Regions from separate parts of the Homo sapiens genome. Here region 1 is linked to region 2. A link is a contact called in ENCODE Hi-C data. All regions are on one chromosome and are shown on one strand. Each heading gives the region's core, a stretch centred on a gene start or an enhancer-like site at or near the end of the contact. The rest is flanking DNA. Distances are from core to core; before and after follow the strand shown.

Region 1 (5,203 bases), core at 66-2,565, 7.4 Mb after region 2:
GGAAATGACTGTACATTTCAGCGACTTCATGTTTATCCAAATGTGTTCAAAGTTACTCACAACTCCATAAAAAAAAAAAAAAGCTGTAAAATCACACATTCTACTTCCATTTCTGTCCTGGCTTCCAGATACTTAGCGATTTAAGTTGAACAGCCATTGCGTAATTTACTAATACTGGCAGCGATTTTTAAGAAGATTACATCGACGGGATACTGAAAAGCAAATGCAGAAAGGAGGAAAAATAGTTTCCACCAAATTGTTTCACCATCAATGTAACATTTGGCAACAAAAGTGGACAGGGTCTTCCACCCCTCCCTCGCCTTTCTTTTCTTGCCTTCCATCTCTGGCCCACCGCTAAATTTCCACCTTGTACAAAAGCGCTAGCTGCAGGGCGAGGGCTGGGGGCGCGGCGCAGAGCGCTCTCCCACGCGCCGGGGATCAGGTGCGGAAGGCTCCTCTCTAATAAACAGCCCATTGAAAGGGCCGCCCGCTCTTTATTGGGGCTTTTCAAAGTTCGCCTCAAACCTCCCTTTAAAAGATTGAGTAATTATAATGGTCAGCGATTGGCAACCGCGAAGTTGCCGCTTCTAGTAAGGAAAATAAAAAGCCTTTAGTAAAACAACTGAATTTCTGGCTCCAGTAGTGGCTGCTGGGGACTTGGCCGCCTCTGGAGCGGTAACAGGTAGCAGGAGTGAGTCCCTCTCCCTTTCTCCACTTTCCCCCCTCTCAACTAAACTATCTCTGAACCTGATTTATTTTCCATGGTGTGAATACTCAAGGTATCCATGTCCCTTTCATTCACTGAAAACACAGCTTGACACTCCCAATGTGCGTAAAATACATGCACACAAAATATATATTGATAACATAGATTTTTTTTTCTTACTGTAAGAAGTGAGAAAGTGAAGTCATTATTGCTTTTGGGACTTTAAAATCAGCACTAGCAGATAATCATAGTTACCGTGCATTCTTTTAAAAAATCCAAGAAGCTCCTATGCTATCCACAAAAGAAACCCAAATTTTTAAAATTTAAATTAGAAAGCCTGCAGGGGGTACTTGAGTGACACGACTCATTATGTGTGAGTACTTATGGGCAATTATGGAGGGGGATGCTGGTCTCAATACACATACACACTCTCGCAAACGCACACATACAGAATATGTAGGTTCATCAGTCTTCAGTTATTGCTTCTATTCTGGGGCAAAAAAATGAAAGAACTGTAATTACCTTTGTTGTTAGTAGGTCCTGAGCAGTGATAGTCTCATAACCCTGGGGCCTCCGGACGCCGCGCCTCCTGCGTGGGCGAATTCCTCGTGTCGTGGCCGCGCGGGCGCTCAGGTTATATAGCCCAGTTAGTGATGCTAAGCGCGGGCGGGGCCGCTAGCTGAGGGGCTAGCAGGTCTATGCGCCTGACGCCTGCGCACGCGTCCAGGCTGTGCGCTCCCCGTTCTCCCCTCCTCCCCACTTCTCCCCACGCCTTGCTCGTCTCCCGCCCTCCTCCGACAACCGCTCCCCTCACCCTCCACCCCTACCCCCGCCCCTCCTCCTTCCTCCCCGGCATGCGCCATATGGTCTTCCCGGTCCAGCCAAGAGCCTGGAACCACGTGACCTGCCCATTTGTATGCCGCGGAGCGCTCCATTCCGGCCCCTTTGTGGCCAGAAGAAAGTGGCCCATCTGTCGCCAGTTAGAGACTCCGCGGACCTGTTTTTACCCGCAGGAGAGATTAACCCTTTCAGGCGGCAGAAGGGACGGGGATAGAGGGGGGAGGGGATTTGAGGGAAGGAAGGGAAAAGCTAATGTTAACTAGGTCTAGATCAGAGCGAGTGGCCTGCTTTCGCGCCGGAAGTAGGACAGAGGTGAAAGAGGCAGAAGCGGGGAGACTGAGGCACGCAGTGAAGAGTCCTCGCTCCTTTCGATTTCTTGTCCTGACACTGGCATCCAGAGCAGCATGACTCCTTGCCCTCTCTGAAAGGCCCATCCCTTGGCTTCTTCTCCTTGGCAGACGCTTTGATCATTGGCGCCAAAGGATGGCTTCTCCTAATCTCCGTCGGCCCCTCTAAGCAAACATATACGCCATATAAAAGCGGCTTCATCTGTAAACGCAGCGTTGAGATTAGTTCCCCAACCTCCCTAACCGGATCGTCCTCTCCCAGTTCCTTCAGTACAGAAAAGTTGTACCTGCCATTCTATCCCTACCATACGTGCAATTCTTCATGTCCTGACCTTCAGCTACGACTGTTCCTCCAGACCCTCTCACTACGTCAGTCCCCACCTCCATCCCCAGGATCTTGTCCTCAAAGCGAGCTAGTTCTCGCGAGGAGGCCTTGGTTCCATTGGCCTTTGCGCTCTCTTATGTGGGAGCTGGGGACTTCTTTGACGGTTGTATTCTGCCTTTTAACCATGGCCACTGGGTTGCTGGAAAGGGCACCCTCACTCAGCCAGTCCAGGGACGCTTCTGGTTCCCTGGCCAGCCCGCCCTGGACGGCCTCGGCTCTCTAGTCCAGGCATTGACCACAAGTACGGTGGTGGACACCTCGCCACAGCCGGACCTGCGCTCTTGCTCCCCTCAGTCTCGGGTCTGTATAAGATACTTGATTCAGACAAGCGTTTTCAAAGAGAAGATGCAATGGGCCTGTGCTGAACGGGTCTTTCCGATCTCTTTCTAGAAACGCCTTTAGCACAACCCCGGAAGGATTAATGGCTGCGAACTCCTCCAGACTTCAAAGCCTCTGATTTGAAACTCCCAACTTGAAGGTCAAGCAAAGACCACAGAAATTCTCGACCAGTTCTGAAGGAGCCATATTGTTGCCCAAATAGCAATTCTTTACTCTTTTCGAACAAGGGTTTTCCAGAATAATAGATTTTAAAAAGAAAGAAAGAAACTGGCCTGTCTACTCGTTCTTTCCCAGCTTTGCCTCTAATCCTTCATTAACTAACTCCTTACCCCCTCCCAGACCTGAAACCCTCTGCAATAAATACCTCTTACGTGAATTGCTTATTTAAAGGCAATTGCACTAAACATCCCTCGAGTTTGCAAACAGCGACAGGGTTGAGAGGCTGGATTGGGGTGCATCTGGGAGAGGGTGGGGACGGGAGGAGAGAGTAGGGGTAGAGGAAGAGGGTCCTAGCCAGATCCCCGGTGTCTGAAGGTAGCAGGTGCAGCCTTCCCTGCACAGTACTAATCTAAAAGGGGAAGAAAAGAGTTGTGCCACCGAAGCGTGGCGTGAATCGTTGTGGGGTTCTGGAGTTTTGCTTGCTTTTCTACATTCACTTGGCTGACAAAGCGCATAGGGGAGGATAAAATAATTCACCCAGGAGCCTGGGCCCAGGATTTACCCCTGTACTGTCTGTATCTTCAGTGTTGGGCTAAAACTCGAGGGCGTCGGAGTACTAGCCCTTAGAAGATAGTACACAGCCCGACGTTTGCGGCAGGGCCAGGTTAAGTACTGCCCCTCACCCGGCAGCTGCCCCGACTGGCAGCACACTATGCCGCAGGCATATGCAACTCGTGCCTAGGCTCTCATTTTTCCAACTTTGGGGAGTTCCGGAGGAGAACTGGGGACGGAGTGGGAGAAAGGACTCCAGCTAGCTTCGAGGTCAGGGGTAGCCTAGAGGTCCCTCTGCTAAATCCTTGTCCTCACCCCCAGAAAGCAGAAACCTCCAGTTCGCGACATCCTGTGCAATACAGGAGAATTATGGTGGAGTCAGATGTTCTTGAGCAAGAGGGACGCCCGAGTGTTTTGCCAGACGGAGACTCAAATGCGTAAAGTGCGGGAATTACTAGTCTGTTTCCTCCCTCTACCCTTGATAAATTCATCTCTAATCCCACTGCGCGTTGTTCGCTCAGGCCTGGAGATTTGTACAAAGGAAAGGCCACTCCAGGATGTTTCAGAGACAGGGCTGAGGTTGGGTCTCACGGTAGCTGTCCTTGGGCTTCCCATCCCGCAGCGCTCCGATGTGACCCTCCTCTGCGCGGAAAATTTCGACCCGGGGCGCCGGCATCGCGACGCTCAGCCAGTGCCCGCGAGGCTCCCAGGAGATGCGGGGTAGTAAGGCCCTAAAAAGAGGAGCCTGGACACGGCCTGGATTGAGGTGCGTTTTGTTTGGGGTTGAAGGCGCGAGAAATTGGGGCGAGAGAAGAGAGTCAGCCGGATCCCGGAGAGGACAGAGCTGAAGGCGCGGCGGGGCTTAGCACTGAGGACCTTCTCCGCGGCCCCGCTCCTCCTCCTTATTTTCTTCTCTTTGGACTTGTTTGGACGGTTGCACACTTTTCCCCCTCCTGATTCCCTAAGTTTTTTGTCTCTCCCCTCGCTGCCCGTTAGCTGTACTCCCCCAGCTCCCGTCCCTACTGGGCGCTGCAGGCTACCCAGCGGCACGCGAACCGCACGCGCGGACAACAAAAGCCTCTTTCATGACTCACTGCCCTCGAGCAATGCCCCAAATCTGCCGCCTCCCGGGTCCCCGCTCTGAGCGCGCGGCGCGGGCCGGGCGTCCCGGCCGTTACAGCGGCAGCCGGAGCGCCCGCGGGAAGGGGGGCGGGAGGAGGCGTGTGGCCAGGGGTGGGGAGAGGGGAGTGTGGCCTGGGCCGGGCGGAGGGGAAGGGGGAGGCATGTGGGAGGATGGGGGTGGGGAAGGGATGGAGGCGTGTGGCCCGGACGTAGGGGGTGGGAAGCGTGTGGCTGGAGGCGAAAGCGGGGAGCGGGAGGTCGGGGGCGAAGCATTCACAGGGCCAAGATAAAGCGCAGGGGCCGGGCCGGCGTCCCTGGCGGTGACCTGTTTCTCAGGGAAACAGATGCTCGCTCTTGCAAAGGGAGGTTTGCGTTCAATGAAAGGATCAAGTGTGGCCAGGGCAGCCCGGCCGACCTCGAGAGGTTCCCGCGTCCTCTCCCCGCCCTGCCTAGGAGTGGGGTGTCGGGGCCTGGGCGCGGGAGAGCGGAGTGAGGGGGCCGGGTGGCTGAGGGGCCCGCGAGACCGTGGGGCTCAGGGGCCGCAGGAACGGAGGGCTGAGAGCTGCAGGTCCTGCACAGGCTGGGTAGCTCGGAGGCTCTTGAGAGCTTCGGGGGATGAAGGGGGGTTGATGCGGGTTCTGACCAGACCGCCGACGCGGCGCCTCCGCCCCGGGGGAGGCAGTTGGGCTCCCGGGTCCTGGCCTGAGGCTGGAGCTGCCCAGGCTCGACAGGCAGGCGACCCGGGAGAGCCAA
Region 2 (4,747 bases), core at 2,131-4,630:
GATGTTTTCTCCTTATCTTAGCTATACAGAAAAGAGGGAAAGGGAGATCAGGAAGAAAAGAAGAAAAAGGGAGAAAAAAACTGATAGATCTGTTAAGAAATGTTTTTGCCTTGCTAAATATTTGTTGGAAGTAAAAATTCTTTTACATTATGGATACATTTGCATGCAGGATTTATTTAGTCAGATTCAAAACATAAGGAGGATACTGGGTTATTCTGTTTTCAATTTCTATTCCCGCATTTCAAGCCTTGCCTGGGTTTTAAGTGAACAGTTTTCCATTGGGTATTTGGTAAAGGAAATGGTTACTTAGGGGAGTCATGCATGTTCTGAAATCTTTTATGAGTGATTGTGTTTTTTCTGTGCCTTGCTTTTCATCACTTGATTTAAAGTGAATATAATAAAGCCATTAATTGCTTGGATTCTGGAATCAGTCATATCTTGGACTAAATTCCTTTTCTATCCCTTACTAAATTCCTTTAACATCTCTGAGTTTCTTTATTTTTAAAAAGAGTAAGTCCAGGCAAAGTGGCTTACTCCTGTAATCTGAACACTTTGGGATGCCGAGGCGGGTGGATCACTTGAGCCCAGGAGTTTGAGACCAGCCTGAGCAACATGGTGAAACCCTGTCTCTACTAAAAGTAAACAAATAAATAAATTGCTGGGCATGGTGGCATGTTCCTGTAGTACCAGCCACCTGGGAGGCTGAGATAGGAGGATCCATTGAGCCCGGAAGGTCAGGGTGCAGTGAGCCATGATTGCACCACTGTTCTCCAGCCTGGGCGACAGAGTGAGACCTTGTCTCTAAATTAATTAATTAATTAATTAAAACTTTAAATATAAAAGAATATCAGCTGAGGGCTGTGGTGTGCATCTGTAGTCCCAGCTACTGGAGAGGCTGAGGTAGGAGGATCCCTTGGGACCAGGAGTTTGAGCCTATAGTGCGTTATGATCCCACCTGTGAATAGCAACTGGAGTCTGGCCTGGAAAACGTAGTGGGACCCTGTCTGTTAAAAAAACAGGGTGGGGGGTTGGGGGGAGGGGGATATCAGAACAAATGACTGACTGACTTCAACAAATAAATTGCAAGGAAAGGAAAAGAGAGAGAGGAACCTATAGATTAAAAGACACTTGGGAGGTATATTAACTAAATGCAATGTGTGCATGTTTAGATCTGATTTGAAAAAAAAAACTAAAAAAATCATTTTTGACACAACTGGGGAGACTTGAACATTGATTAGATATCTAATAATATTAAGGAATCATTTTAAATGTGTTTAGATATAATTATAGAGTAACATGGTATTGGAGGATTTTTGGTGTTATTTTTTGACATTTTGATACATACCGTAACATTTACAAATAAAGTAATATAATATCTGAGATTTGCCTCAAAATAAGGAAGAGGGAAATGGATGGGATAGAGATGAAACAAGTTTGGCCATGAGCTGACAACTGTTGACACTGGGTGATGGAGATAGAGGGGTTCGTTAAAATATTCTGTCTATTTCTAAATAAATACTTGATTTTTTTTTTCAATTTTCGGACAGGATCTTGCTCTGTCTCCCAGTCTGGAGTGCAGCGGCGCAATCAAGGCTCACTGCAGCTTCGACCTCCCAGGCTCAATCTATTCTCCCATGTCAGCCTCCCCAGTAGCTGGGACCATACGCACACACAACCATGCTCAGCTAATTTTTGTATTTTTTTATAGAGACAGGGTTTTACCATGTTGCCTAGGCTGCTCTCAAACTCCTGGGCTCAAGGGATCTGCCCTGCCTTGGCTTCCCAAAGTGCTGGGATTATAAGCTTGAGCCACTGTGCCCAGCAGATATTTTCTACAATAAAAGTTTTTAAAAAGATATCAGTAAGACTCACCTGGTAAGATTATTGTGTGGATTAAATGAGATGCTGTGTGTAAAGCACTTGGCAGAATGCCTGGTATATAATAACCGCTCAATAAATATTAGCTATTACTTTTAGAGACAAGGCCTCCTCTTCCCCTCCTGGAGAACTATGAAAGCCAGACCATGAAATGTGTGGCTGACTGGAGCAGCTAACCTTACTCCTTCCAAATCAGGCAGCTGCAGGCTGTCATTGCATTCATCCTCATCCAACCTTGCTTCTGTACTAGGCCCTGTGCTTCCCACACACACACTAAAATTCTGTTTTATAGCGGCTGTTGGCTTTGCCTTTAGTTTCACAGTAAGTTTTAGCTGGGAATGTTATTTCAGTGGAAAATGGAAGGCAAGAACTTTTTTAGCTCAACTATTAATAAGTATGGAGCACATTGTTAGGAATTTTCCTATATAGTTTTATTTAACCTTCATAACAATCCTTCAAAGTCGAAATTATTAGCTTCATTTTAGAGAGAAGGAAACACAAGTTTCAAGGCCCGCCCAAGGTCACAGGGCCTTAAGTGGTGGGCCTTAAGTGGTGGGCCTTAATTCACACCCACCTCCTGAGACCTCCAAAGGGCTTGTGCTTACCCAGGAGCCCTAGCTATCAGCTCTGTTGCCTTTCTTTTCCTTATCCTAGCTTAAAAACAACTGCCATCCAGAAAAGGTTAAGTTGACATTCCTAATCAAAAGAGTCTGGACCAGACGCGGTGACTCACGTCTGTAATCCCAGCGCTTTGGGAGGCCCAGGTGGGTGGATCACGAGGTCAGGAGTTCGAGACCAGCCTGACCAAGATGGTGAAACCCCGTCTCTACTAAAAATACAAAAAATTAGGCGGGCGTGGTGCCGGGCGCCTGTAATCCCAGCTTCTAGGGAGGCTGGAGCAGGAGAATCGCTTGAACCCGGGAGGCGGAGGTCGCAGTCAGCCGAGATCACGCCACTGCATTCCAGCCTGGGCGACTGGGTGAGACTCTTTTCAAAAAAAAAAAAAAAAGAGTCTGACGCCGTATTTATCTGTCTTGTAGAGGCAGAGGCAGCACTGGTTTGCAGCCCAGCGGTAAGAGGTCTGCCCAACTGATGAGGAGAGTTACAGGCTTGGGAGTAGCTTGGGCCGGGCAGAGGGGAGGCTCTGAATGTAGTAATAGAGAGAAAAAGGTTTTCAGGATTGCACCGATATTTGTGTTTCATTTCCCCCTTGTTCCAAATGCTGTTCAACTTAAGGGAAGAAGAAAGCAGGGAGGGATACCTTATACGAAAACTGTTCCATTCCGAAAATTAAAAACAGCCAGCTGCCATCAAATACCAAGGGCCCTTATATTCAAACTTCAGCTGTAATTTAGTTGGGAGGTTGCAATGGCACCCTAAACTGTCAAATGATTTGACCTTAGAATCCTGCTTACATAAAGCCGGACAATTCCATGCAAGGGGGGTGTCTGGTTACAACTGAAGTTATTGGTTGTTTACGTCCGACTTGTCCGGGAATGGAGCAGAGAAAGAGGAACCAGAAGAAAGAGAAACTCGCGACAACAGAGTTGCCGAAAGAGAAGTGTTGGCGCCTCAAACTTGAGGATCAGCTTCTTGGGCCCCACTCCAGGGTGTCGCGGGGGTCGGGTTCTTTCCGCCGCCCCCCGAAAGATTCTCAGCTAACCCTTTCCCCGCCGAGACCAAGAGGCCCTCACTCTGACACCACTCCGGGAGCCAAGCTACTGTAAGGAGCTGATACCACCCCTCGCCGGCGCGAACCGCCCATCTCCCCAGACCCGCCCACCCCCTGCTGCGAATCCCTGACGTTCTAGCCCGGCGAAGGTCCTCTTAAATTAGGAAACAATAGCTATTTAAGAAGAAGCGCAAATAACCCGCGCTCTGCGCGCCCAATCGTGGGATTCTTGGGAGTTCCCCGCGGGCAAGGAAGTCTGCTGCTCCCCGCAGCTGCGGAGGAGAGGAGGGAGCCTGCGTGCTGGGGCAGGGTGTCGCGAACTTGGGGCAACCCACCTCCAGAGCCCCGCCCCCGCTTTCCCGCCTGCCGGGGACCTGCCGAACGCGGAACCACCCTCCTTCCTGAGGCAAATTTGGGAGGGGAGAGGTCCAGAAGCTGTAGAGTCGGGGCGCCAAGCGCCAGATTCTGCCGCTCGGAAGTTGGGGGCAGTCCCCAGTCCCGCCTCAGGCCCCCGCGCTCACAGGGCGCTCCGCCGAGGGCGCGGGCCAGGCGCGCGGTGTCACCTCCACGAAGTCATTTACTTGCCCTGAAGGAGCTGGCCCTCGACCCCTTGGAGGATGGAGATTCCTCCCATTCCCTCCTCCGCCTCCCCCAGGTCGGCGAAGAGACGTGGAATTGAGCTGGACCGATGATTCCGCGAGCTCTGTAATTATGCACACACTGAAATCTTCACCGTTGACTTAAGTTACTTGGCGCTGCGAGGGCTGGGGCCCTGCATATTGATTAAATGCAGCCTCTATTTACCTAAACAATAAATGTAGAGATTAGCAACGTTCACTTGATCACAATAATGGGATTGACAATTAAGGGGCAATGCATCCCAGATGTAGCGGAACCTATGGGCTGCGTGCAGCAGGCAGAGGGCTTCTCAGAGAGGGGCGCTGGGCAGTTGCGGCGGCGGAGGTAGTGCAGAGCAGGAAGCAGCGCGGAAGCACAGCGGGAGGCGGAGGGGGACGCCCAGCCTCGTCAAGGTCTTCGGCCACCCCGCCCGGGAGGCTCGAAACTGGCTTTGGGGTACCTGAATGCCTCGACTCCCAGGGAGACATCGGGAGCTCGGAGCCACTCTCCCTGTGGCGATGGCACCTGCCTCAAGGCCGTCTCGCTTGCTGATGCCTGGCCGGGAAGGAGGATGGACGC

What was found. Hi-C counts contacts between places; a loop is a spot of excess contacts on that map. Pooled maps may share reads with other maps.
Region 1: a pooled map shows a loop between it and region 2 (27-fold over the local background). The contact joins the promoter of NEUROD1 here to the promoter of LINC01305 in region 2. A Hi-C loop is called at or near these places in 6 of 50 pooled maps.

The regions. Positions count from the first base shown.
Region 1 is chr2:181,679,202-181,684,404 of GRCh38, forward strand. It overlaps NEUROD1 (neuronal differentiation 1), which reads right to left and starts at 1,316. Exons shown (of 2, transcript NM_002500.5): 1 at 1,229-1,316. RefSeq lists enhancers at 1,966-2,542, 4,269-4,844.
Region 2 is chr2:174,322,647-174,327,393 of GRCh38, forward strand. It overlaps LINC01305 (long intergenic non-protein coding RNA 1305), which reads left to right and starts at 3,381. Exons shown (of 3, transcript NR_038897.1): 1 at 3,381-4,747. RefSeq lists enhancers at 3,485-4,302, 3,770-3,889.